7 separate regions of the Mus musculus genome follow, and all the other regions are linked to region 3. The links are chromatin loops, found by intact Hi-C in ENCODE. Cell type or tissue: heart. All regions are shown on one strand.

Region 1 (4,000 bases), 140 kb before region 3:
CAAAGTACTGAAGATTTTTTAAAAAATACTGAAGATTTTTCAAAAGTGTACATTTTAGGACAGAATACAGAGAATCAGGGATACCTGGTGACTACAAATTACGTGTGAAAATCACCACTGTTGTTAACAAAACAAGCGTGTAGTCCCTGGAGCTGAGGGTACTGTGTAGCTGGGGAGCTTGGCTGAACTCCATGTAAAATACCCGTGCATTTGTATTCATGCTGCAGTTTCCTGAATCATGGCTCCTGGGTGCTCAGCGGTGTCTAATAAATGCGCTGAGTTTCAGGGCTGCTGGGGAGTCTCCATCAGAGCACACAGCTCATTCGATCCCAGCTTGTCTGTACATGTGTCTGTGTGTCTGTCCTTTCTTCATTCCTCCATCATCTGAGTTGGGTCAACCACAGAAGCTGTGCGGAAGCCAGACGCTCCCTGGTTGTTCAGGATATGAATGCTCAGGAAGTCCAATGCAGGAAATGAGAGTGACCAGTTTTCTGTGTGCATGTGTGTACACATGTGTGCATGCATGTGAGTGTACATATGTACACAAGGGTACACATGCATGTACAGGCTACAGCCCAACCTCTGGTGTCCTTCCTCAGGTGCTGTCTAGGGTTTTTGTTTGTTTTGGGAACAGGGTCCTTCCGTGGCCTGGACCTTGTCAAATAGGCTACGGTGGCTGCAGAGCACTTGCCCAGCATGCAGGGGTCCTGTTTCCAATCCCTAGCACTGTGGGGATGGGGGAAGCAACCCGACTTACCTGTAACTTGGTCATTGTTCTCTTCTCTTTGAGACAAGGCAGGGCTCTGGGAAGCAAGCTGGGGGAAGAGGGGCTTCGTGAGAACACTGCTAGGACAGTTGGTCCACATGGCTTCCTCAGCTTCTCCATCAGCCCCAAGGGCTGTGCGCGCTGACCAGGCTTTTCTGCCTACTTCCCACTAATTGGTAGTGTAAGACTCTGGGTTAAAGTTAAGGGGCCACCCATGCCTCACCTCGCTCACCGCAGCGGGTTAGAAAAGGCCACATTTTCTATTTCTGGCAGCTTGTGTGTGTGCATGTGGGGGGTGGGGTGGGGGGTGCTGGGCACTCTTACCTTCACAAGGCTGCCTGTAGTGATGGGTTTTCCAGAAAAACAAATCTTCACTAAGCTCTGAACTCTATGATGCGTGCTGTGTCATGACTGACTACCACTCTCAGAAAGATCTATCAATTGTGACAGCTATCTTACATATTATTGTTTCCATACATGGAAATGATAGAGTCCTCTTTTGTATCTCCCTCTAAAAGACTTAATTACTAGTAAACATTGTTCATTTACAAGAGCCGCCACAAAGTCCAAAGTCTCTTTTCCCACAGGCATGAAAATAATGACCAATTAAAAAACAAAACAAAACAATAACAAAAAACGCTAAACCCTCTCCAAGGAATGGGGAGTTTGAGCCTACAAGATGGCTCAGCGGGTAAAGGAAACTGCCACTGAGTCTAACCTGCTGAGTTTGAGTCTCTGGGTACCATTAAGTTGACTCCCACAAGTTGTCTTTTGACTTCTTTTCTTTCTTTCTTTCTTTCTTTCTTTCTTTCTTTCTTTCTTTCTTTCTTTCTTTCTTTCTCTCTCTCTCTCTCTCTCTTTCTTCTAATTATTAAATACATTTATTTAATAACTTTAACAAAATAAAAATATTGTTTATTTAAATAAATAAATAAATAAATAAATAGGGGTGGAATCACATAAAAAGTAAAGTTGCATACCACTTAAGGATTCAGGACATGGGCCATCTCTCATCATAGCTCCCCTGCCAGGCTCCCCTGGGAAGCTAGCCTCTCCTGGGGCTCTGCAAGGGGCTGAGGTGTGTCAGTGTAGGGCAGCCCCGCCTCAGGCAGAGCCCAGCGAGAGAGGACCTGGATGCCGGGCTTGTTCCTGGGCCGCAGATGCGGTCACTGAGGGGATACATCAGGAGCACAGGCGCAAAGGAAATGCAGAGCGATGGCCCAGGTTTTCACCTCACAGGAAGCACTCACAAACATCCTCCCCTCCCGGGAGCGGAAACGACCTTGACCACTACTGGCGTTGGAACTACAATTCCCAGAATTCCTCAGTGGCTGCACTCTCTGGGGACTATATTCCCCGGAATGGCAAAGCTTCGGTGAACCTTTTTAACTAAGGGGATTCCTTTTGGTAGGTCGCTCTTCTGTGTTGCTTTTCGGTTTATTCATTTCTGAAATTCCATGAAAGTCAACTGTGGATACTTCTTTGTTTTTGTTGTTGTTTTGTTTTTCCGAGGCAGGGTTTCTCTGTGTAGCCCTGGCTGTCCTGGAACTCCCCCAGTAGTCCAGGCTGGCCTCGAACTGACAGATCTGTCTGCCTCTGCCTCCCAAGTGCTGTGATTAAAGGAGAGGGCCAGCAGATCTTGCTGTGGATACATTTTTTTTTAAAATTGAGATCCCATACTGTATTACATTATAAAAGCTAACAGGGAAACTGCACAGCTGCAGTTGCCTAATTAGGCAGCAGAGTCAGAGTTTCTGCATAGAAACCCCCTATGAGGGGTGGGGGACCGGCTCAGTTGTAGAGCACTGCCCAGAATCCCCTAGTGAGGGGCTGTGGGAGTGACCTGGTGGTAGAACATGGGCTATCTGGGCCACTCTTCTGTTGCTGTGAAGGGACATCATGACCAAGGCAACGCTTATAAAAGGAAACATTTAATTAGAGGCTTGCGTACACTTTTAGGGGTTTAGTGCATTATCATGGCAAGAGCATGGCAGCAGCGGGCATGGGAGGGAGAGTTAAATCCTCATCCATACTGGAGAGACAAAGAGACACATGTGCTCTTAAAATCTCTAGCCATGCCCAGTGATATACTTTCACCATCAAGGCCATACCTCCTGTCTTTCAAATCCTTTCAATGAGTTCTACTCCCTGGTGACTAAGCATTTTAACATGAGCCTGTGGGGGGCGTTCTCACTCAAACCACAACCTGCCCAGCATCCTCCAGTGGGGGCTTGATCCTTGACCTTCAGAGCCCTGGAGCTGTCAGAAAGAACTCTTTATCTGAGATACAGCCTGGGGGAGTCCGTGGGAGCAGCATAGGTCTGAACCACAGATGGACCTGGGTCATGAAGGACAGCCCGACCTAGACCTAGAGGGGAAGGAGGAGAAGCAAGTCATTCACAAGTCAAGTTTAGTAAAGACGTTCAAAATATTGGTTACAGTATAAACAAACAAACAACAGCAAAAGCTCTGTCCCCACAGAATGTCAGGGCCCATAATTCCAATTGCACACATTTCAGTTCACTGTACTAGGCTAATAAATATAAGATGCTGACTGAAGGCCCCTTTCAGGAATACTGAGGAACACAAATCAATATGAATGCAGGTTGGAGACGGGTGAGCATTTTCAAATGAGTCTTACTTACAGGGCCCCTCTCCACTTGCACCGGAAATGGCTGAGTCCTGAGCACATGCAGCTCTGCACCTCAGATACAGAGGGGCTTCCTGTGAGAAAGGGACGCGTAGGTCAACGACGGTTCTGCCAGTCACCAACGTTGGTTAAATCCTTTCCTGCAGCCTTTCTCTGTAGACTTGGATGGATGCTGAGATTTCCCTGCCAGTGTCCTGTTGTAGATGGCGCTGGTGCTGTTTGTATTTTGATGCTAATTCTGCTCTCCTGGGAGGGGTTGCGGACAAGGAGTGAGTCATACACTCAGGCTTCTTGTGAATCAATCCCCTAATGAATAAAGGAGTCAATCACTGAGCAAGTAGGGGCGACTTCCAGGATGCACGGAGGAAGAGAGGAAGCAGGAGAGTTTGGTCTTTTTCGACAGGGATAGTGTGAGGACAAGATGTAATTACTAGTGTCTCCTGGTTTCAATGGCGGATCCGTCAGGATTCGCAACCGGAGGATTTAGATTTAATATGGCGTACAAGATTTTAGCTGCTGTGCCCAGTGATTGAGTTACAATTTTTTTTTTCTGAACTAAGTTTGTGTTGCATTTTCCTTCTTGT
Region 2 (4,000 bases), 74 kb before region 3:
AGAATTGAATGGGTGTGTACCAGTAGATTAAATAGAGTTTATACTCTTCTCTCTGTGGCACACAGTTCTATATATACACCAATAACCTGAGCTACAGTTTACAGCAGATTCCGAGACTCAGGGCTCCTGCAACCACCCATGGTGAATGGACATGTTTTTGTTAAGTTTTAGGGAGGAAGTGGGAATGAGAGTGTGACACTGAGTTGAGCAGTCCTTTGGGCAAGAGGCTTATTAGCATAGTTACTGCAGCACGGTGGGCTCTGAAGTGGATTTTCAGTGAAACGGAGACAAAATAATAATCTTCTTATAATTTGTAGTAGTTTATTTTTATTAATTTACTAACTAATTAACTAATTGTGTGTGTGTGTGTGTGCATCAGTGTGCTACAGCAACTTTGGTGGAGGTCAAAGGAAATTTACAGGGGTCAGTTCCCTCTTTCCACTATGTGTATTTCAAGGACTGAACTCAGGTCCTTGAACTTGGTTGGGCAAATGCCTTTATCTGCCAAGCAGTTTTGCTGGCCATAGGCATTATGTTGTACCTATAACCCTATGGGGACTAGGGAGTGGGGTGTGGTGGTTTGGATAAGAGTAGCCTCTGCCCAAAGTTCAAATATTTGAATGGTTCTTCATAGCCTGGTGTCATGCTTCCTACTGTGATGATAATGCACTAAACAAGCCCCCAAATAAAAGCTCTCTATCTTAAGAGTTGCCTCTCTATATCTTGGTCATGGTGCTTCTTCACAGCAACTTAACAGTGACAAAAATAGTCTGTATTCTACTACCAGGTCATTTTCCCAGCCCCTCTCTAGAAGATTCTAGGCGGGTGTCCCCTCACATCTCACGGGATTCTGTGAAGGGATTCGGACTTTGCTGCTCAGTCAAGCGCCTATAGCTTCACAACTGAAGTTCTAGCTTTTATAATGCAGTATAATATGGATGTTGGTATTCTGTCTGAACTCCACCCCCACAGTTACCTGGCAACAGCCAGGTAGGCCTGGCCCGCTAGAAAAGGGGCTGCTTGCCCCCTCATCCCTCTCTTACTCGCTCTTACTCTCCTACTCTTGCCTCTCTCTCTTGCCTCTTGCCCTCTTGCCCCCCCTCCCTCCCCATTTCCTTCCCTCTGCTCTCTCCGCGTGATCATGGCCAGCCTCTACTTCTCTACTCTCTCCTTCTCTCTGCCTTTCTCTGCCTCTACTACTCTCTTAACTCCCCTCCCCATGCCCTAAATAAACTCTATTCTATGCTATATCGTCATGTCACTGGTCCCTCTGAGGAAAGGGATGCCTTGGCTTGGGCTCGCTGAGGGACCCCCTCCCCCACACCTCACCACACCCCATAGAACACATTTTTTTTTACCTCTATATCTTATTATAATCACAACAGTGGGGCTTCAATGTTTTAAAAAGTATCCACAGCAGGACTTGGTGTCCCATGCCCTTAATACCAGTACTTGGGAGGCAGAGGCAGGGAGGTTTATGAATTCGATGCCACCCTGGATTACAGAGGCAGTTCCAGGACAGCCAGGGCTACACAGAGAATCTCTACCTGGGGTGGGGGTGAGGGGAGAAAAAAAGCGACCACCACCAACAACTTACTACAATTGTCTTTCATGCCATTTTACAAATGAATAACAAACAAACAAAAACAAAAACCAAAAACTCCCAAATCCCGAAAAGCAACTCAGGAGAACAAGTTTCCAAAAAAGCTATATCCAAGGACCTAACTACCTAACAGCTGTTAAAACAGCTAGGCGGTTAACCAAACTTTAGCATTCTGGGAAATGTAGTCCCAAAAGAGCACCAGAGCTAGGTGCTTCCACTGAGGCATTCTGGGAATGGTAATTCCCGCTCCAGAGGCTGCCAAAGTCGCTTCCACTTCCGCAAACCAAGGCGGCCTGGTGGTACTTCTGGTGAAGTGAGATCCTGAAGCTTTTCTGTGGCCCTGTACGCCCTTGCTCCTGGTATGCCTCCTCGGGGACCGAGTCCGCTGCTGGGGAGAAGTGAGAGGCGGAGGGATGGGGTGGGGGGGGGGCACTCCTCTTTCTTGGGCCCTTCCTGAAGTGGCGCTGCTCAGGATTATTGGACCCATCTCAGCTGCTTGTGGAGCCCCAGGGAGAGTCTAGCTTTCCACTGGAGTCTATCAGAGGAACGGTGATGGCAGATAGCAGTGCCCTAAAGCCTTAAGTAGTATGCAACTCTGGTTGTGATGTGGTGATGCGATGCGATGCGATGCGATGCGATGCGATGCGATGCGATATAATATGACTTACTTACTTTGAGAGGTAGGCGTGCCACAGCTTGTATACTGACAAGATCAGAAAGCAACTTTTGGAAGTTCAGTCACTTCTTCCACTGTGTGGGGTCCAGAGACTCAGGGGATCAGTTTCAGCGACAGTGGCCTTTATCTGCTGAGCTTTAGGTTTTTATAGGTCGTTATCTTTATGCACGTGGGAAAAGAGACTTTGTGGAGGCTCTTGCAAATGAGCAATGATTACTAGTAATTAAGCCTTTTACAGCAAGACAGAGGGATAATTTCACTCCCATGTATGCAAACAGTAACATGTAAGATAGCTGTCACAATTGACAGACCCTTCTGAGAGTGGTGGTCAGTCAAGACACAGCATGCATCTTAAACATTTGGTTTTTTTGGAAAACCCATCACCACAGCAGCCTTGTGAAGGTAAGAGTGCCCAGCACCCCTGAGCTTCCAGAAATAGAGAATGTGGTGAGTGAGTCTGGTAACCCGGAGGCTTAGTAGGAAGTAGGCAGAAAAGCCTGGTCAGCGCGCACAGCCCTTGGGGCTGATGGAGAAGCTGAGGAAGCCATGTGGACCAACTGTCCTAGCAGTGTTCTCACGAAGCCCCTCTTCCCCAGCTTGCTTCCCAGAGCCCTGCCTTGTCTCAAAGAGAAGAGAACAATGACCAAGTTACAGGTAAGTCGGGTTGCTTCCCCCATTCCCCGCAGTGCTAGGGATTGGAAACAGGACCCCTGCATGCTGGGCAAGTGCTCTACACAGAGCCTCTCTGAACTGCATGAAGGAAGAGGGGAAGTTGCTGAGAAGGAAGGTCTGGAAGGAGGAGGGATAAGAGGACGGTGGGACATGTGCTCAAAGTGCACTGCACACGAGAAAGTGTACAAGGATAAGTAAAATAAGTTGAACTAGAGAAAGTGGGTTGGAGAGATGGCTCAGTAGTTAAGGGCAGTTTGGTTCCCAGCAGCCACATCTGATAGTTTACAACTGCCTGTAACTCCAACTCCAGGGTGTCCAGTGCCCTTTCCTAACTTCCCAGGGACCTGCACACATATATACACACAGACACACATACATTTAAAAAACTGTTAAGTTCACTTATATTTTAAAGGTGACATCATTTTCCAAAGTTTGCCTAATTTTATTCTGCAAATAAATACAAGTCTTCCCTATTCATGTGATTTATGAATTTTTTCACTTTAAAATTTTGCATCATGATGATGATGAAATAAAGGAATTGTAACCATGCTAAGGTCATCTTTTGGAAGTTGGGCTTTCTTCTTCCACCTTGCTGAAACAGAGTCTCCTGTTTCTGGGACTCTGTGGAGACAGGTCCTGGTGCTCATTGGCAGCCATCCTACCTTTTTTTTGGCAAGTTCTAAGCCACAGAAAGACCCTGACTCTAAAACAACAGCAACAAAAAAGGTGGATAGTACCTGAGGAAGAGCACCAGAGATTGTCCTCCAACCTCTACATGCTGTGCATAAATATACGTGCATGCGTGCAGACATGTGGGCACACACGCACAGACTTCTGCTCGCCCTCACTTCCTGCACGGGGTGTCCTGAGGATTCATTTCCTGAGCAACCAGGGAGAGTGTACGGCTGCCATGGTGATGAAGAAAGGACAAACACACAGACACGTGTACAGACAAGCTGGGATCGAATGAGCTGTGTGCTATGATGGAGACACACCAGCAGCCCTGAAACTCAGCGCATATATTAGACACCGCTGAGCACCCAGGAGCC
Region 3 (4,000 bases):
AGGAATCTTCTTGCCTCCAGAGTCCCAGAAACAGGAGACCTGCTTTGGCAAGATGGAAAAAAAAAGCTGGACTCCCAAAATGTATCCTGTGAGATCTACATGCACTCCTTGGCATGCTTACAACCAACCCCCTCACACAATAATGGTAATACAAAATTTTAAAGTAAAAATATAATTCATAACCCACATGAGTATGGAGACCTCATACTGAATTGTACAATAAAATTAGGCAAATAGTGGAAAATGTCATTTTTTTAAATGTAAATGAACTAAAGGGATTTTAAAATGTATGTGTACACCATCTGTTTGTGTGTAGATGTGTGTGTGTGCAGGTGCCCTGGGAGGCTAGAAGAGAGCGTTGAACATCCTCTAATTACATATAATTGGAGTTACAGGCAGTTGTAAGCTATCAGGTGTGAGTGCTGGGAACCAAACTGAGCTAGTGCTCTTAACTACTGAGCCATCACTCCAGCCCACTTTTTCAAATTCTTTTTACTCATCCTTGTACACTTTCCCAAGTGCAGTGCACTTTGAGCACATGTCCCACTGTCCTCTCTTATCCCTCCTCCTTCCAGACCTTTCTTCTCAGCAACTTCCCCTCTTCCTTCATGCAGTTCAGAGAGGCTCTGTGTAGAGCACTTGCCCAGCATGCAGGGATCATGTTTCCAATCCCTAGCACTGTGGGGATGGGGGAAGCAACCCAACTTACCTGTAACTTGGTCATTGTTCTCTTCTCTTTGAGACAAGGCAGGGCTCTGGGAAGCAAGCTGGGGAAGAGGGGCTTCGTGAGAACACTGCTAGGACAGTTGGTCCACATGGCTTCCTCAGCTTCTCCATCAGCCCCAAGGGCTGTGCAGGTTGACCAGGCTTTTCTACCTGCTTCCTGCTAATCAGTAGTGTAAGGCTCCAGGTTACCAGGTCATGCGTGCCTCACTTCACTCACAGCAAAGGGTTAGACAAGCCCACAATTCTCTATTTCTGGCAGCTTCAGGGATGCCGTGTACTCGCACCTTCACAATGCTGCCTGTAGTGATGGGCTTTCCATAAAAACAAATGTTTAAGAAGTCTCGAGCTCTCTGATGAACGCTGTGTCATAACTGACCACCACTATCTAAGGGTCTGTTAATGTGACAGCTATCTTACATATAACTATTTCCTTACACAGTAGTGAAATCCCCACCCCCATATTCTCTCCTTCTAAAAATTTTAAATTCTAGTAAACGTTGCTCATCTGCAAGAGCCCCCACCAAGTTTCTTTTCCCACATACATGAAGATAATCACCAATAAAAAGCTAAACCCTCTCTAAGGAAAGGGGAGTTTGGCCTTGCGATATGGCTCAAAGGGTATGAGCGACTGCTGCTGAGGCTGACCACCTGAGTTCAAGACTCTGAAGCCCACGTGGTGGAAGGAGTGACCCTACTCCCACAGGTAGTTTTCTGACCTATTCCTTTTATCAGCTATGGAACGTCCCACTCTTTAAGTAAATAAACAATGAAATATATGCAAAAAGAGCACATCAAAACCAGAGTTGCATACCACTTAAGGCTTTAGGACACTGCTATCTGCCATCACCGTTCCTCTGACAGACTCCCGTGGGAAGCTAGACTCTCTCCAGGGCTCCACAAGCAGCTGAGACGGGTCCAGGAATCCTGGGCAGCGCCGTCTCAAGCAGAGCCCAGCTAGAGAGGACCGGCCGACGCCAGCGGTGCCCCTCTTCTCCCCGGAGATGCAGACTCGGTCCCCGAGAAGACACACCGAAACACCAGCACACAGAAGGGTCGCGGAACGCTGCAGGATGTCACCTCATCAGAAGTACTGCCAGGGAGCCTGGCCTTGCGGCAGCGGAAGTCACCTCAGCCGTCACTGGCGCTGGAACTACAATTCCCAGAATGCGTCAGCGGAAGCGCCTAGCTCTGTGCTTTTTCCGGGACTACATTCCCCAGACTACTAAAGCCTCCATATGTTCCAAGCTCTTTTAACTGGCATGTGAGCCTTAGAAATCGCTTTTTGGGAGCTCGCTCACCGGGGGTGCTTTTCGGTTTCTTTATTTTTGAAATGCCATGTAAGACATCTATGGATACTTTTTTATTTCTGTTCTGTTTTGTTTTGTTTTGTTTTTTCCCCGAGGCAGTTTCTCTGCGTAGCCCTGGATCTCCTGGAATTCTGTTTGTAGATCAGGCTGGCCTCAAACTGAGAGATCCCTTTGTCTCTCGCTCCCGGGTGCTGGGATAAGAGGTAAGCACCACCATGCCCAGCTGTGGGTCCTTTTTAAGAACACTGAAGTCTCATTTTATATTATATTATAAAAGCTAAAACTTCAACTGCTCAGCTATAGGAGCCTGATTCAGCAGCAGAGGCAGAGTCCCTGAATAGAATCCTCCAGTCACAGGCTGTGGGAGTGATGGTAGAGCACAGGGTGTCTGGGTCACTATTCTACTGCTATGAAGAGACACCATGATCAAAGCTTGTTTCAGAGGCTTAGTCCATTAACATGGCAGAAAGCATGGCTCCCTGCTATTTCCAATCATTCAAATACATAGATGTATGGGGGCCACTGTTAGTCAAACCATCACACTCTGCTACCTGTCTCGATAAGCCTTTGCCCATATCATAATGCCAAATGCGTTCAGCCCAACTTCAAAAGTCCCCACCATCTATTGCAATCCCAATATTTTTTAAAAATCTAAATGTCAAACTTTTATGATACTCATGACAATCTCTTCATTGTAATTCCCTGTAAAATCAAAATCAAAAAGCAGACCACATAATCCAATGTGTTATGGCATAAAATATACTTTACCATTTCTTAATGGGAAGGCAGTATAGTGAGGAAACACTGGACCATAGCAAGACTAAAAACCAAAGGTGGAGGCCAAACTCTGCATCTCCATGCTGATGTCAAAGCACTCTTCAGATGCTTTACTCTTTCGGCTATGTTGGCTGTAACACACTTGTCTCTCTCAGGCTGGTTTCACCTCAGTCTGCAGCTCTCTGCAGCTGGGATCCCATAGTTCTGGCATCTTCAACATCTTGTGGTCTCCGACATAATCCAGGTTCACAGCTTCACTCAATGCCCTCTCTTGGCCACTATGCAGGAACTCTCCTATACTACAACTGCCTTCAGGGCATTTCCTTCATTACTAAGGGAGGCTCAAGAACCCTTTTCTTGTATCCTTGACTCTAAAGCCAGAACCAAGTGTTTCTTGTATCCTTGACTCTAAAGCCAGAACCAAGTGGCCAAAGCTGGCATGTTCTGCTGCTCGATGGTCTGGACCTTGGCCCCATCCGATTCTATGTCCACTATCTTTCTGGAACTGATGGCCTTCCTCGTGCTGAAGCTGGAACTGATGGCCTCCCTCATGCTGAAGCTGTACTGATGGCCTCCCTCATGCTGAAGCTGGAACTGATGGCCTCCCTCATGCTGAAGCTGGAACTGATGGCCTCCCTCATGCTGAAGCTTTTCCTCTTCCTTCTCACAGGCTGGAGGCTTCGCTGGGTGGGGTGTTGCCCTGAGGTCAGCACTCCCTTTATAGCATTCAGAATCAGGCTTTTCCTTAAGCCTTCACGGTGCTTCTTTTCTCCTCACACTCCACACTGCATAGTTCTTTCTGTCTGGCTTGCTCCTCCTCATGCTGGATCTCCATGAGAGCGACTGCTAATAACCACAAGACACAGTCAACACAAGGCTGTCTGGAAATCTCCCCTGCTTATGCCAGTAATACAAAACTCATCAACTTAGCTTCAGGCAGATTTTTAGGATGAGGACAAAAATCACCCACTTTTTTTCCTCAGTATATGACTAGAATGGTTTAGGCCATGTACTGTTTGCCTCTGAAACTTCTTGAGCTGCCCCCCACCCCCAGCTCAAATTGCCCTTGTCTTGCATTCTCCTCCTAGGATGACCCACTAAGCTCTACTAATCAAAAAGCACTTAATAATTTTGTAGTGGAAAGTCCTAAAGTCTTCCATATTCCTTCAACAAACAGCATGGTCAGGCTT
Region 4 (4,000 bases), 120 kb before region 3:
TGCACGCATGAATAGGCTACAATCCAACTTCTGGTGTCCTTCCTCAGGTGCTGTCTAGGGTAGTTTGTTTGTTTTTAGGACAGGGTCCTCCAGTGTCCTAGAACTTGCCAATTAGGCTAGGATGGCTGCCACTGAGCACCAGGACAGAGCAGCCTGTCCCAGAGTCCCCAAACCAAGAGATGCTACTTCAACAAGATTGAAGAAGAGAGACTCCTGAAAGCTGTCCTCTGAAGTCTACATCATGTCTTGACATGCTCACAAAGCACAAACCCAATACTAATGAAAAATTATTAAATGAAAAAAATCATAAACACGAGTATGAAGAACTCATACTTAATTGTAAAATAAAATTAGGCCAGAAGAGGGCGTTGGACATCCTCTAATTACATATAATTGGAGTTACGGGCAGTTGTAAGCTATCAGGTGTGAGTGCTGGGAACCAAACTGAGCCAGTGCTCTTAACTACTGAGCCATCTCTGCAGCCCACTTTTTCAAATTCTTTTTACTCATCCTTGTACACTTTCCCATGTGCAGTGCACTTTGAGCACATGTCCCACTGTCCTCTCTTATCCCTCCTCCTTCCAGACCTTTCTTCTCAGCAACTTCCCCTCTTCCTTCATGCAGTTCAGAGAGGCTCTGTGTAGAGCACTTGCCCGCCATGCAGGAGTCCTGTTTTCAATCCCTACCACTGTGGGGATGGGGGAAGCAACCCGACTTACCTGTAACTTGGTCATTGTTCTCTTCTCTTTGAGACAAGGCAGGGCTCTGGGAAGCAAGCTGGGGAAGAGAGGCTTCGTGAGAACACTGCTAGGACAGTTGGTCCACGTGGCTTCCTCAGCTTCTCCATCAGCCCCAAGGGCTGTGCGCGCTGACCAGGCTTTTCTGCCTACTTCCTACTAAGCCTCCGGGTTACCAGACTCACTCACCACATTCTCTATTTCTGGAAGCTTCAGGGGTGCTGGGCACTCTTACCTTCACAAGGCTGCCTGTGGTGATGGGTTTCCCAGAAAACACAAATGTTTAAGCAGCCCCAGAAGTCTGATGCATGCTGTGTCATGACTGACCACCAGCCTCAGAAGGGTCTGTCAATTGTGACAGCTATCTTACATGTTATTGTTTCCATACATGGGAGTGAAGTTAAACCTCTCTGTATCCTGCTCTAAAAGGCTTCATAATTAGCAAACATTATTGACCTGCCAGAGCCTCCAGAGTCTCTTTTTCCACATGCACGAAGATAATGACCAATAGAAATCTAAGCCCTGCAAGATGGCTTAGTGGGTAGAAGTGACTTCAGCTGAGCCTGATGGGGCGAGTTCGAGTCCCTGAACACCACACGGTGCAAGGAAAGACCTGACTCTCACAAGTTGTCTTCTGACCTCCATACATAAGCTGTGACACAACCCTCCCCTCTTAAATAAATAAATGCAAAACCAAACCAAATCAAAACAAAAACACATAAAAGTAAGAGTTGCCACTTAAGGCTTTATGACACTGGCCATCTGTCACCACAGCTTCTCTGCCAGGCTCCAGTGGGAAGCTAGACTCTCCCGGGGTTCCACCAGCAGCTGAGATGGGTCCAGGAATCAGGGCAGGAGGCCTCAGGCAGAACCCAGTTAAAAAGGACGGGTCGCTGCCACAGCTGCCCCGCTTTTCCCCGGAATGCAAACTCGTCTCTGAGAGGACACACCGGAATGCAAACTCGTCTCTGAGAGGACACACCGGAATGCAAACTCGTCCCTGAGAGGACACACCGGGGCACAGCGCACAGAAGGCCTGCGGGATGCTCCAAGCTCTCACCTCACTGGAAGGAAGCACTGCCAGGCAGCCTAGCCTTCTGGAGCTGAAGCAAACTTAGCTGCTAATGGCTCCAGAACTACAATTCCCAGAATGCCTCGGCGGAAGTTCATCGGTCTGGAGCTTTTTCTGGGACTACATTTCCCAGAACGAGAAGGTTCCAAGCTATTTTAACTAGAGTGAGGTCGGTGGAAATTGCTTTTTGGGAAATGTAAAAGTACCACTCTCGCTTAGAAAGGAAGTTGTGGGTCCAGACAAAATCAACAGTCTTTAGTCATATTTGGCCTTGTTTCGTTGAGAAATTTAAAATTGACCTTTATAGTGACTACCAGCTAAGTCCCATGGTTTAGAAATCTCAAAGGGTAGGTCTCTGTCTTGGCTGTAGGAAGGTGCAGTAACAGGACCAGAGGGCATAACTATCCTGGCTCCAGTTTTCAACCCTTTAGCCAGGGGGCTTATGGGGAACAGGGTCTCAAGTTTTGCCAACTTCTGGATAGAAAATTCTGTTCCTGAGTCAGATTAGCATAGGTAAGCTCTGGATGCCCTAGTGAGTTCGGTTAACATTCTGTCTAAGCTCCACCATACAGTTACCTGGCAACACCTAGGTATGCTCCTCCCCACAATTATCTGGCAACAGCCTGGTAGGCGGATCCACTATAAAAGTGGTTGCTTGCCCTCTCCTCTTTCTTTTGTCCTCTTGTTCTTTTGCTCTTCCCGTCTTGCTCCTGCTCTGTCCCCTCATACCTTCCCCCCTCTTTCTCCACGTGCTCATGGCCAGCCTCTACTCTTCTCCTCTACTTCTCTCTCCCATTCTCTGCCCTACTACCCTCTAAACTCCCCTCCCCAAGCCCTGAATAAACTCTATTCTATACTATACCATCGTGTGGCTGGTTCCACAGTGGGAAGGGATGTCTTGGCATGGGCCTGTTGAGGCACCCGCTTCCCCCATACCTCACCACACCCCTATAGAACGTATCCACCCCACCCCACCCCCATTTATCATTTTATAAACATATCAAGTTCTACTTCCCAGTCTGCATAAGGAGGGAAGAGGGTCCTAGGATTTGAGTATAATGGGGTGGTGGGTCTTACAGTTTGGTTTGCAGGTAAGTTCTATTTTAATGTAGGGGTCCCTGTCTGTCTTCCATCCTATCCCCTAATTTTCACATTCTCAGTGGTGGCAATAGAAAGTCCCTGGAAGGTTGCAAGTGGAACTTAAATCAGCAGGGCAGGTGCTACATCTACTCCAGTAGTGACACGTGCAACTGGCCCCAAAAACCTGGGCACTGTCCTGAGGCAAAAAGTCTCCTGGAACTGTGGCATCCTGAATAACGAATGCTCCAATGTCCATGCTTTAGTTGGTAAACAGATCTGTGTGCTTTCCCTTAATATTACTTTATTATAAGTGCTTCTAAGGATTCATTTTTGATATTTAGCTAAGTTAGATTCCTCATCAATCCTAGGCAGTCCTTGAGCCGACCAAGGGCTTTGAATTCAGTAAGAATGTTGCCTATTCAGTGACATTCAGAATTGCCTCTAGTATTGTAAGAGAGATAGTGAAAGAAATCAGGCATTATTATCTACTACATAGAGTTAGAAATCTCAGGGCAAACTACTCCCATATGCAGGAATTTACCATTATTTAGGAAGAAGGAAGGTTGTGGTCTAAGGAGGAACCAGAGTAGATACTTAGAACTATAGATAGCTGAGTTACACCCATACACAGGAATTTACAATGGCCTAAGGGGGAGGTGGACTATACAATAGACTAGAATAGGAACTATGGCAAGGGCGCGAAGCCCTTGCCCCTGACTGTTGCGGCCGCCAGCAGCTCGCAACATGAACGGTTCGACTGAGAAGGCCACTCGAGCTGTAAGAGAGGAATCTAGACGGGGCGAAAGAAGAAACGGAGCTAAGACAAATTTATTCTGATCAAAGCTCAAATTTTATTGTTGCGACACTAGTTATAAAGGAAGGGGGAGGGGACCCGACTCCCGCTAATCTCTGGTCCAGTAGAAAGGTGCACGTGTGTGGCTCCGCAGGTTCTAGCAGTGGGCCTGGCAGAACGAATGAGCAGGAAGCTCCACCCCTGAGCAAGCAGGTTTCAGGCTGGGGGAGGGGAGACTACACCTGACTTCTAAGATTAAGTGGACCTTAGGTGGAGCTGCTTTTGATCCCAGTTGTTAACATTGTATTTTATCCGAGT
Region 5 (4,000 bases), 160 kb after region 3:
TTGAACATTCTCCTCTCATATCTTACATTATGACCATATTTTCCTCTCTCTAGTTTCCTCTCAGTCCCACCATACAACCTTTGCCCTTCCCAGATCCACTTGTCATTTTCTATTTAAAAATAGGGAGGCCCACAACCAAACATGGCATGTATTTTTTCAATACGGTTATGCATCTCCCTTAAGATTAAGGTTGGATGATGCAAACCAGTAGGAGGAAAATGTTCCCCAAAGGCAAGTGTCAGAGACACTCCCATTAATATTGTTAGGAGTCCCACAACAAGAACACACTGAATAATCATAATATATCTTCAAACGATCTAGGTCAGTACTTCGCAGGATAATAGGTTTAAGTGTCTTCTAAATTATCCATCAACTCCGTGTCTCCTCATATTATCTACCACTTGCTCTATAGAGATATTCATGATATTTCTTGTTTCACCATACAGGTCACCTGCTCTGATCTCAGCCTAGGCTCCTTCAGATAGCAGTGATCATATGTAAACCACAGCCAGGAGGGGAGCAAGTTCCAGAAGGGCCCAGTGCAGAGTTAGCTCTCTGGAAGCTGCCTCAGGTAACAAGAAGGAAGTGAGACCTATCCCCACCCCTTGAGCCCTGAGCCTGAAGACAAGCAGGGGCCATCCTAGTTTTAATTTCATTCTCCAGAAGAATTTTCAAGCAGGTTTACAAATGTAAAACGTCTGCTTGGAAAGATAGCAAGCTCCCCAGAGGTTGTCAAGGAGATAAAACTGGGCATGGTAGAGAATTTGAGAGTTGGGAGCAGGAAATCAAAGTCTGCCCTGGCTATACAGCAAGCCAGAGTCCAGCATGGGCTACAAGAGACTGTCTCAAAGCACAAGACAGAGCAAAAGAGCAGGGGAGGAGCCAAGCTAGAGCATATTCAAATTTAGCAACTCAAATGTTGTCTTCTTCTAGTCCTTGAGTTCCATGATTTTGCTGACCCTAAACACCATTAAAATTTAGGAGATTTCACAATTCCACTAGAAGGCAGGAGGCATTTTCCAAAAATGCAAAGTGACAAATCTTGTTAAAAAGTGACAGCTCTCTCTCTCTCTCTCTCTCTCTCTGTGTGTGTGTGTGTGTGTTGGACAGTTTGCCTGAATGTCTATCACATACATGTAGTACCTGTAGAGACAACAAAATGGTAACATATGCCCTTTACTTGGTGTCATAAATGGTTGTCAGCTGCCATGTTGGTACCAGGAATCAAACTTCAGTTCTCTGCAAAAAAGTTAAAGTACTTATCAGGAAGCTATCTATCTCTCCAACCCCCACCCTCAACTTTTTACACTTGATTTGAGCTCAGGTCCTAATGCTTTTGCAGCAAGCACTTAATCAACTAACCCCTAACCCCGCCATGCAAGGGTTTTGAGAAACCTTGTAATCCCAACATATTGTCACAAGATGAATTTATCAGCAGCTTAAGAGTGTCCTTGAAATAAGGAGCAAAGCAAGGTTGTGACTTGTACCTGCTTGTCAGGATGAAGCTACTTAAGGTCTGACCTGGATCCTGATTGGTTGTAGGTGGAGTTGGGTAACTGAAGGGTTACTAATCTTCTATTATCTTTTTTTTTTAACCAGTTTGTGCCTTCTCATGTTTCATGGGGAAAGCACTGAAAAAGTATCTACAAATACCAATAAATATCTATATCATATGTGCCTGGTTTCAGCAAAATGAAGTTTATTTCAAAATGGGCATCTGGTCTGGTACCTCTCTGTTTGAAGCCTCTTTGTATTGGTGACTGCCATTAGTAAATTGGCAGAAAAAGCTATTTGAGGCAATTTATTTTACTAAAGGATTTCTGTGTATAATCTTTAAATCTGCATGAGAATATGATTTTTTTTTGGTTCCCAGATTGATTGGTGGAAATGTTGGAGCAATTTCTTAGCAAAGTCCTCAGGCAGGATCAATTTACTATCTTCAGTGAGTCTCTTATGACAAGATGTGTGAGGCATCTCCAGTTTGCTTTTATGTAAGCAATATCTTCACTAGAATATTTAGGTCCTTCTGGTAGAGAGGTTGGCCTGGATCTGTCAGTCTAAGGGCCAGGGTTAGCATAGGGTTAGGTATGGTGACCTTTGATGCTGCATCAGCATTCAGATTGCCTCTGGCCACTGTGGCAGTTGCCCTGGATATAGGGGTTGTAGGTGAGTCAGACCTGTTTCTTGTCTACTGAGCACAGGCATGTATTAGAGACACCCTTCTAACCAACCTTATCATCTATGGAGATAAGTATGATCTTATTTGGCCCCAAGTTCATGAGCAGGAGATGTGGCCATGTCCCTACCTGTTTGTAGCACTTGAGAAAGCAGTTCCTGCACCTTCCCTGGGCTTCAGGGTACAGCTGGCACTGCTTGTGTGGGATGGCCCCAAGTTCTTGAGCAGGAGACGTGGCCATGTCCCTACCTGGATGTAGGACTTGAGAAAGCAGTTCCTGCACATTCCCTGGGCTGCAGGGTAGAGCTGGCACTGCTTGTGTGGGATGCAGGTGAGCTGTCCCTGTGGGAAACCGTTGCAGAGTGGCAGTTACAGAGTGGCAGTTGTAGAGTGGCAGTTGACTACTACTGGCCACCACACATACATAGGCAGTAAAGGCTCTTTTGCCAAGATGAGGTTTTGAGAATTAACCAAAGTTAACCAATCAGATAAGAGACAAGTCAACCAATCAGATGAGAGACAAGTTAACCAATCAGATGAGAGAGAACGCCTCTCCTAGACCTATATAAGCAGCACCAGTTCTGGGCTTGGGGTCACTTCGCCTCTGCAATCAAGCTCTCCCAATAAACGTGTGCGGAAGGATCCTGTTGCAGCATCGTTCTTCCTGGCCAGTCGGGCGCGTGCAAGATGGCCCCAAGGGCATGAGAGCATTGGAGCCCACAGGCTGACCCTTTCTTATATCTCTTAGTCCCTGATCCAGGATTTTCAGTTGGTGTAGCCCAAAATCTACCCCATCAATGAAATATGGGAGTGCATGAAGGGGCTGGTTCTATAAATACAAAACTTCAGGATTTCCATGACTCAGGGCAACAGCAGCATATTCAGGAGGAGTTTCAGTGAGGCTCCCAAAGCAGAGGTTCAAGGTTTTACACCAGACTAACAAGTCATTGCACTAAACACTTAAAAGCCAAGAAGTGTGAACAAAATAGACACATTTAGATGAGCTACATCTCCCATGTAACTTTATTTCTCTTTTGCAGAGGAAGGTTTCCAGGGTGAAGAGATGGTATTAGGGGAGGAGGAGATGAGTAGGATTGGGGTGCATGATATGAATAAGTCCCACAACAATACAGCAAAAAGCCCATTTAACAATGTTATTTTATTTCCAATATAGAAGACATATTTGTAAGGATTAAGTGATGAGGGAGGTTAATGTTAAAACTGATCCAGGTGGCCTTCATTTCTCCCCAGTGTGTGTGTGGGGGCATTTATCTGCCTTGGCTTCTGAGAGGTGCCTTTTACTATGCTGTATGGAAGTGAGGCATCCAGGTGACCCACAGTGCTAACAAAGCTGGGATCACTTTGTCAGCCAACCAATTGAAATGTACTCAGGAGTCATCAGAGTTCCCCAAAACATGGCCTGATGGGGTCTGCCAGTTATCCAGCATCCATTGAAGAACACCCAGGTGTTCTCACCATTATCACCATGCGTGATTCTTCTCCATCTTTCCAATGAGTATGCACCTGCATAAAGGAGGTCAGGCCTTCTGAAGTGCTCTCTGGAGCTAAAGTTGACTGTGGATTTCTTTATCATGATATTTAGCGTGTGTGCACATACATACACCCATGGTATGTTTAACTTGTATATTTGTACATGTGTGTCCTGTGTACATGAAATTGTATGCTCAACATTCTGTGTATGGTGTATGTATACCTAGGGAATTCAGTCTGACATGTCAATTCCCACATGCTGAACGACTTGACATTTGGGCCCAGGCTTTTAGGGCCATCAAGGAGATTTTAATGCACCTCTCTAAGTAGGTG
Region 6 (4,000 bases), 270 kb before region 3:
CTGCAATTTTGCTACTGTTATGAATCATAACATGTTAAAGAAGGTCGTTCAACCCCTGAAACAGTTGAGACTCAGAGAACGGCTGCTGTAAGGCATTTTCATAATGAGTGATTGATGTGGAGGGCCCAGCCCATTGTAGGTGGTGCCATCTCTGGGCTGGTAGCCCTGGGTTCTATAAGAAAACAAGCTGAGCAGGCCAGTGAGCAGCCAGTGAGCAGCACCTCTTCATAGAGGTGCTCTGCGATTCAGCTCCCGCCTCCAGGTTCTGGCTGTTTGACTGCCTTCCTTCAGTGATGAGTTACGATGTGGAAGTGTAAGTCAAATAACTAAACCCTTTCCTCCTCAACTTGCTCTTGATCATAGTTCAACATAGCAACAGTAACCCTAAGACACTCCCCACCCCAGCCCATATTCTGAGTCTTCCTTTGGTCTTTTCCTCCCTGCCCTCCCTGCTCCTGCTCGGATGTGTAGGGGAGAGGGGGTGGCGTCCAGAGAGAGGCATTGGGTTGAGTCAGCCTTCAGGAGATGGTAGGGAGAGCCTGGTGGACACGTGTGTGACCATGTGCATGACAGGGAGAGACAGGGCATGTGACTTAGGCTGTGTGTCAGGTCACTCTGTGGTACGGGTGTAGGGCTTAGTTAATGTGTGATGCACACATACAGGGGTCACTTGTCCCACTTGTATCTGGAGAGCTTGTCTGTGGGAGGGCCAGGCTTCCCTGTCTGTGCCCGGGCCAGGACACAGCTCTCCAGGCCCTCCTCCTTAACCTCTCCTCTAACGCTACCATTTATCTCCATCACACCTCTCCCGACTCAAGACCCGCGCACAGGCCAGGGCATCCTCTCTACTCCTTCCCCACAGGCAGAAACGTAGGAGGCCCGGGGCTGGTGCAGAATCCGCCCCCACCAGATGGCTCTCCTTGCCCTACCTCCCAGATCACCAGGCACCCTTAACTTTTTGGCTCTGTGCCAGCTGCTTCATTCTTTTCTTTTCTTTTTCTTTTTTTTTTTAGTTTTTTTGATATAGCCCTGGCTGTCCTGGAACTCCCTCTGTAGACCAGGCTGGCCTCGAACTCAGAAATTTGCCTGCCTCTGCTTCCCAAGTGCTGGGATTAAAGGCGTGCGCCACCACACCCGGCATCTGCTTCATTCTTTCAAACTCCACTTGAGGGAGGGGCTGGCGAGATGGCTCAGGAGTTGAGAACACTGGCTGCTTTCCCCAGGACCAGATTCAATTTCCAGCACCTAAAAGGAGGCTCCCACCATCTGTGACAGCAGTTCCAGATCCGAAGCCTTTTCCCAGGCACCGAGCACACAGGTAGCACACAGACATTCTTACAGGTACGACACCCAGAGGCATTAAAATATGACAAGATAAATGTACTCGAATAGTAGGAGCTGAAGTCAACCAGAGGAGATCTGGCACCAAGCCTGCGGCAGCCACCATCTTTCAAAGCCTTAGTGACTTTATTCCCCTTCCTGGCTGGGAGCTAGACTCAGCTAGCCCACACTCTTCCTGTCTCTGAAGGTGAGGCCAGGCAGGGGAAGCCACTTGGAGCCCTGCAGTTCTGATACCCAGTCCGTCCTCCCCACGGGCGGCCACCTTCCCCTGCTCTCCCGGCCTCCTCCAGCCCTGCCCAATGCCCCTCACCTCTGGTCTTCCTCTGGAGTGTTTGCAGACAGCAGTGACATGACCATGGACTTGCCTGTCCCCTGGAGGCCTAAGACACCGACCACTAACACGTCCGTCTGATCCAGCAGGTACTGGGGGGCAATGGGGAACATGAGCCTCACAAGCCTGACAGGCATGGTCAGGCCCCTTTGGTAGGCTCACCCACCCACTTGGCCAGTCTCACTCCCTTCATCTGGACAAAGGGCCGTGTTGTGGCAGGTTCATGTGTAAGGCTCTGAACCCCCGCCCTAGAGTCTGGAAAAGCTGAGTGAGAAAGCCTCCTGTGGTTGAGAAGTGGAAGGGTGTCTACAGTCACACAGCCTGACTGCACAGGGCCACACCGAGGCTAACACTGTAAGATCTGGGCAGGAGATTAGAGAAAGGAACTGTGTCTGGAGCTTTAAACACCTGAGACCTTTGCCTTGGGGCCACCAGCTCTGCTGATCTTTACCACTAGGGGGCGGAGGAGTCTCTTCCAAAAGCCAACTGATTTGCTGGCACTTCTCCAGAATCACCAGAGGGACTCAGGAAAAAATAAAATAAAAAAAGGCCTCGGGCCAGGGTTTAATGAGCCCCTGTACCTTAAAGCCAAACTACTCAGGACTGGGTGTTCACTGTGGTAGGTGGATTCCATGTGGCTATTTCACTTCATTAAACTGAAACAAAACTGACAACTCTGTCTTCAGCCCCAGGGAGTTACAATGACAAGGACTTGCTCAGTAGCCCTGCACAGTGGAGGAGGTTGCCACACTAGGTAGCTCAAACAAGCCACTTTATCACTGCAGAAAAGGGCCACTGTGGAGCAAGCAGGCAGGGCCAGGTAACACACAGACCTGGTGTGTAGCACTAACAGGCTGGGGCTAAGAGGTGAGAGGGGCAGTCCTTCCAGAGCATGCGCAACTGTGGAAAAGCCCTGAGCAGAGCACAGGTGTGCGGGCCTAGCAATGTAAGGCTCTAACTAGAGCAAGGGCTGCTGGGAAGGAGCCTCTGGTTGGCACTGTGAAGACAGCATGGGGCTAGATCTAGGAGTGTAGGAGCAGGCTCAGGACCTTCCTCTGGTGTGCAAAGGCACAGGAGTTCTGGGGTATAGGGTAGCAGGGATGTTTACCAAGAGATGTCAGAGCAATCAGGGTTTCAACCTGCCCTGGTGTCACAGGCCTGCCATCCAAGCTATTTAGGAGGCAGAGGCAGGAAGACAGGCAGTTCAAGGTAGCCCAGGCAACTTAGTAAGACCCCACTTCTGAACCAAGAGTAAGAAACAGTCTGGGGCTGTAGCTCAGAATGGAAAACTCACCTAGCAAGCACAAGGCCCCGGGGTCAATGCTCACCGCCCCTCACACTATCAACAAACCATGACTCTCAACTACCAGCCCTCTAAGCTGGATGAAATTCAGGCCTGACTGATGAGACCCCCTCAGGTCCCGAGGGCCGTTCTGTTCTGGAGGGGTGTGGACGGAGGTGCGGGGCCTGGGGAGCCTACCTCAATGGCACTGTCACACCAGTTCATCTGGTCGTCTACCAGCTTGATGCTGTGCTTCATGCGCTCTGGGGGCAGGAGCTTAGCCTGGCCCACCACAGCTGGATGGAGAGAGGAGACAGGACAGTGAGGGTCTCCGGGAGGCAGGAGCTGGTCCCTGCCCAGCCTGTGGGGTTCACTCACGGTCCATGGCAGTTGGGGCAGCAGTGCCCATGCCCCGGTTTTGAATCTGGTACACAGGCTGTGTGGGTCTCTGCCCCTCCTTCTCTCCCTTGGGTGGTGCAGGGGCCGTGGGGGGCGGGGGCGCAGTACCTTCAGGGGTGGAAGCCCCTGTTCCAGCCACAGGCCCCTTCCCCTCCTCACGTGGCTTCATGAGCACAATGGGTTTCTCCAGTGGGGCCGGGGCTGGCGGTGCAGCTGGCGCTGTACTAGGTGGCGGCTGCTTTGACTGTGGGGTGAGAAGGTTGCCGGGCACTCGGGAGACCTCCTATCACCCCCTCCTCCCGCCTCCCTCCTGAGGTCCTCCACACTCACCCGCTCAGCTGGGGGCTTTGAGAGGATGATGGGGGTTTTCTGCATGACGTTAGTGCTGGGGTCTTCGCTGCCATCCTGAGGAGAGGGAACGCAGCTGTTTGTCTAGACGGCCTCCATGGTGCCTCCCCACCCTACCCATGAAGGGGAAACTTCTGGGTTGTTTGGAAAGTCAGTTATGTCAAATGATGTTTTGCTGGGGGACACAAAGGATGTGTGAAAGGATGTCTTGCTAAAGCAGACATGGGAAAGAATGTTTTCCTGAAGCAGACCCAGGTGAAAGGACATTTTGATACAGCAAAGATGTGAAAGGACTCACG
Region 7 (4,000 bases), 270 kb before region 3:
GCAGGCACAGAGCCATATCACATTTGTGGAGGCCAGGTGACAACTTCCGAGAGACCATTTTCTCTTTCCATCCTGTAGGCCGCAGGGATGGAAGTCAATTCTTTGGCCTTGTGGTGGCCCCGTTACCTGATACAACCATCCTGACAGCCCCACACTGTTTTTGCCTGGGCAAGGAGCTCTGCACATCTGCCAGTCTTGCCTCCGCAGCACTGGGATGACAAGATCGTGCCGCCAGGCTCCACTTTTTATGTGGTTGCTGGGGATCAAACCTGGGTCTTCATGCTTGCAAACAAGCACTTCACACACTGAGCTATCTTCCCACCTACATGTGAAGCACCTCTTTGGAGAATCTTCCAGAATTGACAAGTTGCTTTGCAAGAATTTCCAGGAGACCCCCAATTCTTAACTGTTCTAATGCCTTTTCTCTTGAGGCATGGTGCATTCCACAACTTAATACTGTTTCCTCCTCCTCCTCACCTCTCCCTCTCAAACAGGGTCCTGCTCTGCAGTTCAGGCTGGTCTCAAACTCATGGCGACCCTCCTGTTTCTGGCTCCACACTACTGGAATTACATGTGTGAGCCGCCTTGTCCAGTTCTATTCACGTATTTTTCTAAGTGCTTCCTAGTCTACTTGCAGTCTTTTTTTTTTTTTTTTTAAGATTTATTATAATATATAAGTACACTGTAGCTGTCTTCAGACACACCAGAAGAGGGCATCTGATCTCATTACGGATGGTTGTGAGCCACCATGTGGTTGCTGGGATTTGAACTCATGATCTCTGGAAGAGCAGTCAGTGCTCTTAACCGCTGAACCATCTCTCTAGCCCCCCTTTTTAAAAATATTATTTATGTATTTATTTATATGAGTACACTGTAGCTGTCTTCAGATACACACCAGTAGAATGTGCATCAGATCCCATTACAGGTGGTTGTGATCCACCATGTGGTGGCTGAGAATTGAACTCAGGACCTATGGGAGAGCAGTCAGTGCTCTTAACCTCTGAGCCATCTCTCCAGCCCCTACTTGCAGTCTTATATGGAGCCTCCTTCCAATACTCAGGCATGAAGAACCTCAAAATCCAATTTCCATGGAAGGTGGCCCTAGGTGTATGTCGGCTTCTTTGGGACTGTGTCCAGAAATTTCCTCCCGATACTGTTAGAAGGCTCGTACCAGCACTACAGGGACACTTTACAGTGGCTATAGTTTCTATTAATTTATTTGTACCTCCAGCTAACGGCGCCGCAATTCCGAGACCTTCACGTTCCTACTCCCATTGGCCAGCCGCCCAGCGACCTTTTAACGGCAGGGCGGGGGCGGGGCTTGAATACGCCCCACCCCCAACCCCGCCCCGTCGGCGCGCCTGCCTCTCCCAGGCTCGGGGCGTCCCCCCTTCCCCTTACCTAGGGCAGCTGCTGATTAGTTCCTGGGTCGCAGCGCGCGCTCTGAGTGACGGGAGTGCAGCGTGGGCGGGGAAGGTCCTCCACAGCCACCTGCCGTGTAAATGGTGCCGGAAGGTCACAAGCCAGAGAATGAGAGAGGCCGAGAAAACGGGTGCCGGCTATTCCGGAACAGGCCTTGGCGTCCCGGAAGCTCCCAGAGGAGGAAGAAGAGGAAGCCACAGTACGCAGCCCAACGAGTCACGGCCTGCGCTGCTAGCTCGGCGCATGCGCCGCGGGCTGGGCGCGCAAGCGAACCCAACGTGCGCGTTAGACTGAGCATGCGTGAATGGAGGTGGCTGGCTTCAGCACGCATGCGGATTACGGAGGGGCGAGGGAGTATGTTGCTGCTGAGAAGGCGCGTGCGCATTGTTTCTCTGGGCGGGCCTGCTGTTTGGCTGGGTGGGCAGCTCTGGAGATTTCGAGTTCGAATCCCGGGTCTTCTGTAGTGTTGTCAGACCGATCGGGGTAGGGTACGGCGGAAGGGAGGAATTAACGTCCTTATCTGAGCAAGCACAAGACTGATTCAGCTGGCTGCAAGAAGCGATCTTGAAGGACTTTAAGGAAGAGCCCAGCTCCTCCAAGACAGAACATCTGTAGAGAAAGGTCTAGGCTTGGACCTGTGGCACGAGGTGGGCGGCAGAAGTGGGCGGATCGCAGGGCTACAGAAGGGGCAAACATTCAAAGGACTAGGGGCACAGCCTGAAGCAGCTGGAAGGCCACTGGGCAGAGGGTGCAGTCACCCAATGGAAAGACAGCTGAGAGGCAGAAGTTCCACCTCCCCTATTGCTTTTCCTTTCTTAAAGAAAAAAAACCGTGAGTCCATCAGCCTGACCTCAAACTTACCCTCCTGTGTCTGCCTCTTCAGCATAACCTACCTGTGTGTGCCGCCACAATCAGCTCTCTTGGTTATTTGTTTGTTTGTTTGTTTGTTTGTTTGTTTGTTTTGAGACAGGGTTTCTCTGTATAGCCCTGGCTGTCCTGGAACTCACTCTGTAGACCAGGCTGGTCTCAAACTCAGAAATCCGCCTGCCTCTGCCTCCCAAGTGCTGGGATTAAAGGCAGCTCTCTTGTTTTGAGGTGGGGTCTTACTGTGTAGACCAGGCTGGTCTAGAACTCAAAGAAACCCACCTGCCTTGGCCTCAGGACTGCTGGGCTCTCCCCACCCCCTCGGCTTTTCGTTATTCTCTCCCATTCTCTTCTGTACTGAGAAAAGAGAGAGGGCCTTGCTATGTAGGATGTGCTCTACCACTGATCTGCATTTCAAGACACAAGCACACATGCGTGCTTGTCCCCAGAGCTGATCTCCATGTCAGCCTAACTCAAACAGCATCGCCTCCCTCCATGCCCCCGCCAAGCTCTTCTCTGTTCTCCTATGGGCACCTAGCTGCCAAGACTTAAAGTTTGCCTTCCCTTCGGCTTTTCTTTCAAATTTGAAAAAAAAAAAAATGTTCCTTGGAGTGCTGATAGAGGCACACTCCACGGGATTAAACCTAGAGCCCCATGCATGTTATGCATGCTAGGTAAGCACACTGCTGCCTGGGCCACATGGCCAGCTTATAAAGGATGGATATATATATAGTGAGTACACTGTAGCTGTCATCAGACACACCAGAAGAGGGCATCAGATCCCATTACAGATGGTTGTGAGCCACCATGTGGTTGCTGGGAATCGAACTCAGGACCTCTGGAAGAGCAGCCAGTGCTCTTAACCGCTGAGCCTTCTCTCCAGCCCGTGAAGAATTTTTTTATTGTTGAAGCCTGGAGACAGAAAGCACGAGTTTTTCATATTCAAGGTAACCATCAGGGCAGTGATTGGTTGGAGGGCTGTTTATGAAGAGTGCTCAATGCCACCAGATTCACTGAGTTATAAGCGGGATGTGTGCCCTCTAGGATGTGTGCGCACACATGCAGCAATGCACATTTGGATGCCAGAGGAGTCAGCAAGAATCAGCACTGTCCTTCTATCCCATGGGTCCCAAGCGCCTTTACCCAGCAGGCCACCTCACTGGGCCTTTAGTTAAGGTTTCAGCATTCATACATTTGAGGTAGGGTATTGGGGACTGAATTTAAGTAGGCTTGTTAAGCTCCCTACCACAGAGCCTTAGCCCAGCCCTCCGCTTACATGTTTTAAAGATTTCATTTTCTTTTATATGTATGAGTGCTTTGTAAGTATGATTGAGCACCACGTGCCTGCCTGGTGGCTGCCAAGGCCAGAAGAGAGTGTTGGATCCCCTGGAACTAGAGCAACAGAAGGTTGAGAGCTGCCATGTGGGTGCTGGGAATTGAACCCCTGTCCTCTGTAAGAGCAGCCAGTGCTGTTGACTACTGAACCATCTCTATTTTATTTTATTTTATTTTATTTTATTTTATTTTATTTTATTTGTGAGACTGAGTCTCAGTAAATTCCCCTTGAACTTCCTCCATAAGAGGCCTCTTCTGTCCTCCCGAGGCACAGCATGCATGTTATATATATATATATATATATATATATATATACACACATATATATAGTATATATACTATATATACATATAATATATATTTATATATATACACAAAG

The links. A loop is a pair of places that touch in the nucleus more often than their neighbours do. Peaks named below come from ENCODE experiments on the same cell type or tissue, not always from the same donor. Only the 100,000 strongest peaks of a DNase experiment are listed, where the experiment ranks them.
Region 1: a loop joins it to region 3, with 2.6 times the contacts of the local background. A loop is called at or near these places in 5 of 42 quality-filtered maps.
Region 2: it touches region 3 in a loop (4-fold over the local background); 8 of 42 quality-filtered maps call a loop at or near these places.
Region 4: it touches region 3 in a loop (8-fold over the local background); 14 of 42 quality-filtered maps call a loop at or near these places.
Region 5: a loop joins it to region 3, with 2.8 times the contacts of the local background. A loop is called at or near these places in 4 of 42 quality-filtered maps.
Region 6: it touches region 3 in a loop (2.4-fold over the local background); 2 of 42 quality-filtered maps call a loop at or near these places.
Region 7: a loop joins it to region 3, with 2.1 times the contacts of the local background. A loop is called at or near these places in 2 of 42 quality-filtered maps.

What each region holds. Positions count from the first base shown.
Region 1 is chr7:24,268,428-24,272,427 of GRCm38, reverse strand. Zfp93 (zinc finger protein 93) reads right to left here and starts at 2,010. Exons shown (of 4, transcript NM_009567.4): 1 at 1,747-2,010; 2 at 758-815. The coding sequence starts at 772. In heart, no CTCF peak of the experiment used is centred here; a DNase peak (open chromatin) is centred at 1,967; H3K4me3 peaks cover 1,070 bases; H3K27ac peaks cover 1,060 bases.
Region 2 is chr7:24,205,991-24,209,990 of GRCm38, reverse strand. Zfp111 (zinc finger protein 111) reads left to right here and starts at 1,842. Exons shown (of 4, transcript NM_019940.2): 1 at 1,842-1,962; 2 at 2,876-2,933. The coding sequence starts at 2,919. In heart, no CTCF peak of the experiment used is centred here; a DNase peak (open chromatin) is centred at 1,860; H3K4me3 peaks cover 1,367 bases; H3K27ac peaks cover 819 bases.
Region 3 is chr7:24,132,025-24,136,024 of GRCm38, reverse strand. Zfp235 (zinc finger protein 235) reads right to left here and starts at 3,653. Exons shown (of 5, transcript NM_019941.3): 1 at 2,802-3,653; 2 at 1,538-1,876; 3 at 710-767. The coding sequence starts at 724. In heart, no CTCF peak of the experiment used is centred here; a DNase peak (open chromatin) is centred at 1,874; H3K4me3 peaks cover 1,761 bases; H3K27ac peaks cover 1,325 bases.
Region 4 is chr7:24,252,610-24,256,609 of GRCm38, reverse strand. It overlaps Zfp108 (zinc finger protein 108), which reads right to left and starts at 1,816. Exons shown (of 4, transcript NM_018791.2): 1 at 1,688-1,816; 2 at 720-777. The coding sequence starts at 734. In heart, no CTCF peak of the experiment used is centred here; a DNase peak (open chromatin) is centred at 1,859; H3K4me3 peaks cover 1,404 bases; H3K27ac peaks cover 1,164 bases.
Region 5 is chr7:23,973,234-23,977,233 of GRCm38, reverse strand. LOC115486484 (a long non-coding RNA gene) reads right to left here and starts at 2,599. Exons shown (of 2, transcript XR_003946697.1): 1 at 2,426-2,599; 2 at 1,161-1,239. In heart, no CTCF peak of the experiment used is centred here; no DNase peak of the experiment used is centred here.
Region 6 is chr7:24,405,285-24,409,284 of GRCm38, reverse strand. It overlaps Smg9 (smg-9 homolog, nonsense mediated mRNA decay factor (C. elegans)), which reads right to left. Exons shown (of 14, transcript NM_028047.2): 3 at 3,684-3,758; 4 at 3,333-3,597; 5 at 3,153-3,250; 6 at 1,652-1,764. Among named protein-coding and RNA genes, the nearest start is that of Smg9, 7.7 kb to the right of the region's middle. In heart, CTCF peaks have their summits at 1,912 and 2,118 (motif pointing right); DNase peaks (open chromatin) are centred at 2,144 and 2,494.
Region 7 is chr7:24,397,293-24,401,292 of GRCm38, reverse strand. It overlaps Smg9 (smg-9 homolog, nonsense mediated mRNA decay factor (C. elegans)), which reads right to left and starts at 1,665. Exons shown (of 14, transcript NM_028047.2): 1 at 1,402-1,665. In heart, no CTCF peak of the experiment used is centred here; a DNase peak (open chromatin) is centred at 1,692; H3K4me3 peaks cover 1,571 bases; H3K27ac peaks cover 1,487 bases.